Regions from separate parts of the Homo sapiens genome. Here region 2 is linked to region 1. A link is a loop called in an ENCODE intact Hi-C map of the cell type or tissue named here. Cell type or tissue: natural killer cell. All regions are shown on one strand. Links, peaks and the distances in the headings refer to the core of each region. The heading gives the core; the rest is flanking DNA.

Region 1 (2,904 bases), core at 181-2,680:
AGTTTTGGCTCAATGCAACCTCTGCCTCCCGGGTTCAAGCGATCCTCCTGTCTCAGCCTCCCAAGTAGCTGGGATTACAGGCGCCCGCCACCATGCCCGGCTAATTTTTGTACTTTTAGTAGAGATGGGGTTTAGTAGAGACGGGGCCAACATGTTGGCCAGGGTGGTCTCAAAACTCCTGACCTCAGGTGATCCACCCACCTTGGCCTCCCAAAGTGCTGGGATTACAAGCATGAGGCATCGCATGCCGCCCGATTCAGAAGCTTTAAAGTGTGGTCCAAGATTCTGCATTTCCATCAAGCTTCCAAGTGATGCGGAAAGTGCTGGACAGCAGGGAGGCTGCTGGCCTGCAGACTGCACCAGACTGCACTTGGAGTAGCAGGTCTAATGCCTGATACAGTCCTGTAACGTCCCTCCCACCTTTCACTGTCACTCATGGGGAGGGCAGTGCTGGAGATGGGTGGAACTTAACAACTAGTGGCCAGGGCCATGTACCAGTGTCAGCTTTGTGCCACTCTCTCACCAAACTGCTCCAACTGCTGGGGCACTAACCTTGTTCCTTAGAACTAGTTCCCCACTCAGCAGTTCCAGAAGTACAAAGTGGGTTCTGTAGTTCTGTGAATTCCCTGCACAACTTTTCACTGTCTTCCCCACTCCCACCATCTTGCAGGTTCACAGTTTAGAGCCTGGGTTTGAAACCCCAGTCTGCCACTCTTTTATGCGCGGCCTTGGGCATGACTCTGAGCCCGTTTCCTCCGGATGATGTGAACAGTGATTAGATACCGTGGACGAATCACTCATTTTGTCCATTGTTTGAACTTTTCCTCTTCTACCTGTTCCTCTAAATTAGCCTTGAAGCTAAAAGGTGCTTTTTGTCCCTTCTTAGGAATCTTTGTAGTTAATACCACTGTATACAGTCAGACCACAATTTTGTTTCATGAAAAAGGCTGGAAGTAAACATAATGAAAGGTTAAAGATGCTTGGGGATGCTAAGAATCATTTTCTACCTATCTTTTCCCTTTTCCCCCCACGTTTTCTATAATTAACAATATTAACTTGATAGGTTTGAAAACAGTCAAAGTAAAATAAACGGCATGAAATCAAGCTTCCACCCGCTCCGCTGAGAGTAGGAGAAGAGAAAGAGAAACGCGCCGACCGCGCCTGGCTGGGGCTGGTCACGCGGCAGCCGCCCCCACGCCTCCGCCAGATGACGTAAGTCACGTTCTCCACTCGCCCGCGCCGCCGCTTCCGGGGGGCTCGGCTGCTTTGCTTCCACCAGGCGGCGCCGCAGGACGCTCAGTTGCCAATGCCTCCTGCGCAGCCGCCCTGGCGCACGGGACACGTCACCACCTTCGCGTCTTTTCTGGAGAGCGCGGGAATGAGAGCGCCGGAGGGTGGTGACGTCACCGGGGTTCCCTGCGTGGCTCGCAGGGGCGGGGCCAGGTACGTGGCGCGCTGCGGCCCGCCCGGGGATCGGGAGGGGAAGGAGAACAGAGAGGGGGAGGGGAAGGAGGGGGAGGGGAAACCAGCGGGACGGGGAGGGGCGAGGTGGGTGGTGCCGATGCCTAGTCTAGCCAGGGCTGACCGGGCCGCGCCCGCCTCGTGACCACTGTGGGGCTGCGCTGCGGGAAAGGTGCTGACGAGGCGGGCGCGCGAGCTCGGCGGGGAGGGGTGCGGCCGGTCGGCGGCTGGCCGGTCCCCGACTTCCCGGCACCCTGGGCGACCGCTCCCTCGTGCGAGCGGGACCACGCCTGGACCGGGGCCCGCAGGTTTTACAGGGCAGCGGGGGGGATTTGGGGCACGTGGGGTCGGGCCGCACCCCGACCTCGAGACGGCGCGGCGCTGCGAGCAAAGAGCCGTCGCGCCCGGAGCCAGGCCCCGCCCTACCTGGGATCCCGTCGCCCTCCCGTCCCCGGGCCTACACCCGCCCCACCTGGGATCCAGTAGCCCTCCCGCCCCCGGGCCTACACCCGCCCCGGTCAGCTCCGGCCAGGTCGGGGAGGAGGAGGGCACGCGCCGGGAGGACCGCGACTGGCCGCCTGGAGCCCGTGGCTCAGGCTTTCCCAGCCGCTGTTTTCCCCTTTGTACATCGGGATCCGCTTCGCACACTTAGTTTCTGCCTAGCACATGCTGGGTGTTGTGTCCAGATACACTAATTCTTTTTCCCCTTCTTCCCCGCCAGTCACTAGAGCCGGTCTGGAAGGGCACTAACGCCTGGGTAGTCCTTCAAACAAAAAGCGTTGTGTGTCTTGCTTACTGGCCGTTAATAGAAGTTTCCCCTTGAGAGTGGCTTTGGTTAGGAAAAAGGTGGCAAAGGGCCCATCCCTGAACTGATTAGTTGAGCCTGGGACCTGATCAGAATTGAGGGGAGGAGTGTTACCAGAATTTTCTCTGTGCCCCGCACTTGCATAAGTGCTTATGGCTAGGAGCCCTGTGTAGGGCACACATTACCTTGGGGCGCCCTTCGCTTCTTTCTCCTCTTGCTGCCCCTTCCCGGAATCTCTCACCTCATGACGTGACTATGGTCAAGTCATCGTTTCTGGGATGGCCTGACCCCTGGGGACACGCCAGCCTCCAGGAGCTTATATGAGGCTGGTTTACCAGAGTAGACAGTGTAAGGCCCTGTCCTGGAAGGAGGAACATGAATATGTCCTGAAGTGCTTGTGTCATGTGTCAGGGGTTGTGCTAGGCTTTTCACATGAGTGATCTCATTTGATTCCCACAGCGGTCCTGTGAGCTAGGGGGAATCATCATCCCTCTATGTAGTTGAGGAAACTGGTTCCGCCGGTTTAAGCAACTTACCTCACATTTCACAGTAGGGAGGTGATGGTTGTAGGGCTTTGGCAAGAAAGTGTCAGTACCTGGTCAGGCCCCTAGGGTGTGAGACGCTCAGGGCCATCCTGG
Region 2 (2,904 bases), core at 264-2,763, 200 kb after region 1:
CAAAGCTAGTTCCATAGAACCACTATTCTCATTTACTTGCAATCCAACGAACTTTCTCCAGTTGAGGAGAAAGGGTGGCATTCCTTCCTGTTTCTGGCAGGGGAATCAGACCCAGGTCAGCACTGCCACTGCCTCTGGCCTCTGCGGATATCCCCAAAGGAGCCCCAGTTCTTCTAGACAGGAGGGATTATTTCCAGCCCTGGGGCACCACCCTCCTAGTCCTTGGCAAGTTTGTTTCCATAACCAAACAAACAAACAAAAAAACCAAAAACCCCTCACATTCACCTTCCCTCTCCACACCCTTGACCCCAATAACCTCACTCCTGCTTAGTCAACCTCACTTCCGTCTGCTTGCAAAAGCATTTTTTATTTTACACTGTGATTCCGCATGGCAGTATCCTCTTGTTCTCTACAAAGGTGGATCGGAAGTAACTTCCAAAATTACAAATACTAAAATAGGAAAGATGTTGAGTAAAAGCCAAGGCCAGAGAAGAGACTAAGGGGAAACTGGGTCACAAACATGCACATTACAGGTTCTCACAAAATTACTAAAGGTGAAGTGTGAATTTGGCTCTGAGTTTCCTGACAGCCAAAGGGAGAAGAGAAAGATGATCTGTTGCATGATTCACTGTTTCCCTGAGGTAAACACACCTGTTTTTCAGGGGAAAGCAATGGGATTGCTGCAATGAGTTCCAAAAGAATACTTTTCCCTAACATTATAAAGTGTGGTGACAAGAAAGCAGGGCCAGGTTCCATCCTGATTATCTCTTTACTCTTCCACTGATACCTCTTCTGGGCCACACACTGTTCCATGCCCTGTGCTAGTCTGCATTGACTGGTAGCTTCTTTGACCAAAGTTATTAACTGCAAAGTAGCCAAGAATCATCACAACCTCTGCAGTTGCTCAGAGGTCATACTTGAAGTGTGGAGTTGTCCCCGTCTGGGTAGAGCTCTACCTACGGTTGTTCTGAATTTGCAGTGCAAAGGTACGTGTGAATGCGGGAACTGAAGTCATTTGGCCTCTTCTGATGAGATACTTGCAACATATGGGCATTTTAGCAAGGGCTTCCCTCTGTCTCTCTCTCTGAGCCACCTCTGTATGATCTGGTCTCTCTATGAGAGGAACTGCCCTGTAGGGCTGGCGGGGTCTTAGGGTCGTTTTGACCTTCCGAACAGCACATAGGTGAGATACTACCTGGAAAATAGCCACCCCTCCACTGTCAATGCCCACATTCTGTCCCTGAGTCACCCTCTGCTCCCCCTTTCGGTTTAACCACTTCCTGCCTACTGTTTGTTGTCTAAACAGCACAGTCAGAATGACATATTTGAACACTTCCCCACCCTCTAATGTAATTTTCCCTTCCAAGCTTATTTCTTCTCTGAGTGTTGGAATTTTGTATTCTGAAAATCCAAGTCACATGCCAGACAGTGTTCGAACGTTCTCTCCTTGGCTGGGAAAATGATTATAATTGCTCATATGTACTGAATGCTTTCTGCATGTCAGGCATGGGGAAAAGCTGTTTGCATACTTTACCTTACTTAATCCCCCTAGCAGCCCTGGGAAGTACATGCTGTTATTATCCTCACTCTACAGACCGGGTCAGCAGAGTCCCAGATACTTGCCTGGGGTCACCGAGGGTGTTAAGGGTGGAGTTGGCATCGACCCTTAGCTCCATTTGACCAGAGTCTGTGCACGTGACCATCACCCAGGACCACCTTCCGGGGTACCTAGGGGACATGGGCACTCCCCCTGAGTTTCTATTTCCACTTGGCCAGCCTATTGGTCTCTGTTGGTCATTACTGGCTCGAATGCTTCACAGCAATGGTTTTTTCCGCCTTCTGGGGGATGACAGTATCAGCGTGGCAAGGCGAGTGTGTTGGATGTTCTGCTTGTAACTAAACAGATACTGGTTCTCCCACGCCCACTGGTCCCTGTGCATGGCTGGGGGCTATCTCCAGGTGTCACCCAGCCCGGCTGTCTGGCTGGCCAATGGTGTTGGTTGGCCAGTGCCTTTCTCTCTTTCCCCTATCCCTAAGGCCCTCCCAGGTGCCTTCTCCTCCAGGATGGCTGCTTTCTTTGAAGGCAGACGTATTTCTGACACAGAGCTCCCTGCGTTGACTGTCTTCCTCACCTCTGCCCCCAGGCAAGGCCAAGAGCATCCTAGAAAAGCCCCTGCCCTTTTCTCCAGGGCCTGAGTGGGCCTCTCTAGCTCCAATACCCCCAGTCCACCCGCTCAGACCTGGCCTCAGGTGCATGCCCTTGGCCTCCGTCCTGGCTCTTCCTGTGGTCATCCCTTTGGATAAGATGGTTCGCCTGTCCCATTACATCCCTAGCCTGCCTTCACCAGACACGCTGCCTTCACCCACAGCCGGGGAGGCTCCCGGAAGCTTCAGCCAGTTAGAGCCTGCCCTGCCGTCTGCCTGAAAGTGGGTTAGTCACTCTGTCCCAACACAAAGCTTCCCTTTCCTCTGGGCAACATGTTCAACCCAGCCAGCAGCCAGCAGCCACATCTACCTCATCTAGTCTCCACAAGGACACTCGCAGAGGCAATGACTCCAGAATTCTGCATGGAACAGAGTGGGCAGGGAGCTGCCTCGCCACCCAGTTTGGGCTGAGCCCTGAACAATACTTCCTGCAGAGACCCTGCCTGTGGGACCCTTGGCCACTGGAAGCTGAATGTCCTTTACTTTTATATATATTTTAAAATAATTCCAACTTTTATTTTAGATTCAGGGGGTGCATGTGCAGATTACGAGGGTTTGTTTTTCTAGTTTTAGTTTTTTGAGACAGGGTCTCTCTCTGTCGCCCAGGCTGGAGTGTAGTGGTACAATCATAGCTCAAAGAAGCTTCGACCTCCTGGGCGCCCATCCTCCCATCTCAGCCTCCAGAGCAGCTGGGACGAC

What was found. Peaks named below come from ENCODE experiments on the same cell type or tissue, not always from the same donor. Only the 100,000 strongest peaks of a DNase experiment are listed, where the experiment ranks them.
Region 2: a loop joins it to region 1, with 2.8 times the contacts of the local background. A loop is called at or near these places in 9 of 110 quality-filtered maps.

What each region holds. Positions count from the first base shown.
Region 1 is chr2:70,141,208-70,144,111 of GRCh38, reverse strand. No RefSeq gene overlaps it. Among named protein-coding and RNA genes, the nearest start is that of LINC01816, 17 kb to the right of the region's middle. RefSeq lists silencers at 484-533, 1,464-2,173, 2,661-2,904 and enhancers at 864-1,003, 1,014-1,373, 2,594-2,904. In natural killer cell, for the core only: a CTCF peak has its summit at 1,267 (motif pointing right); DNase peaks (open chromatin) are centred at 741, 1,331, 2,321 and 2,341; H3K4me3 peaks cover 1,809 bases; H3K27ac peaks cover 2,500 bases.
Region 2 is chr2:69,945,119-69,948,022 of GRCh38, reverse strand. It overlaps a transcript of ASPRV1 not described here. Among named protein-coding and RNA genes, the nearest start is that of ASPRV1, 15 kb to the left of the region's middle. RefSeq lists an enhancer at 341-1,540. In natural killer cell, for the core only: no CTCF peak of the experiment used is centred there; DNase peaks (open chromatin) are centred at 302 and 1,252; H3K27ac peaks cover 2,353 bases.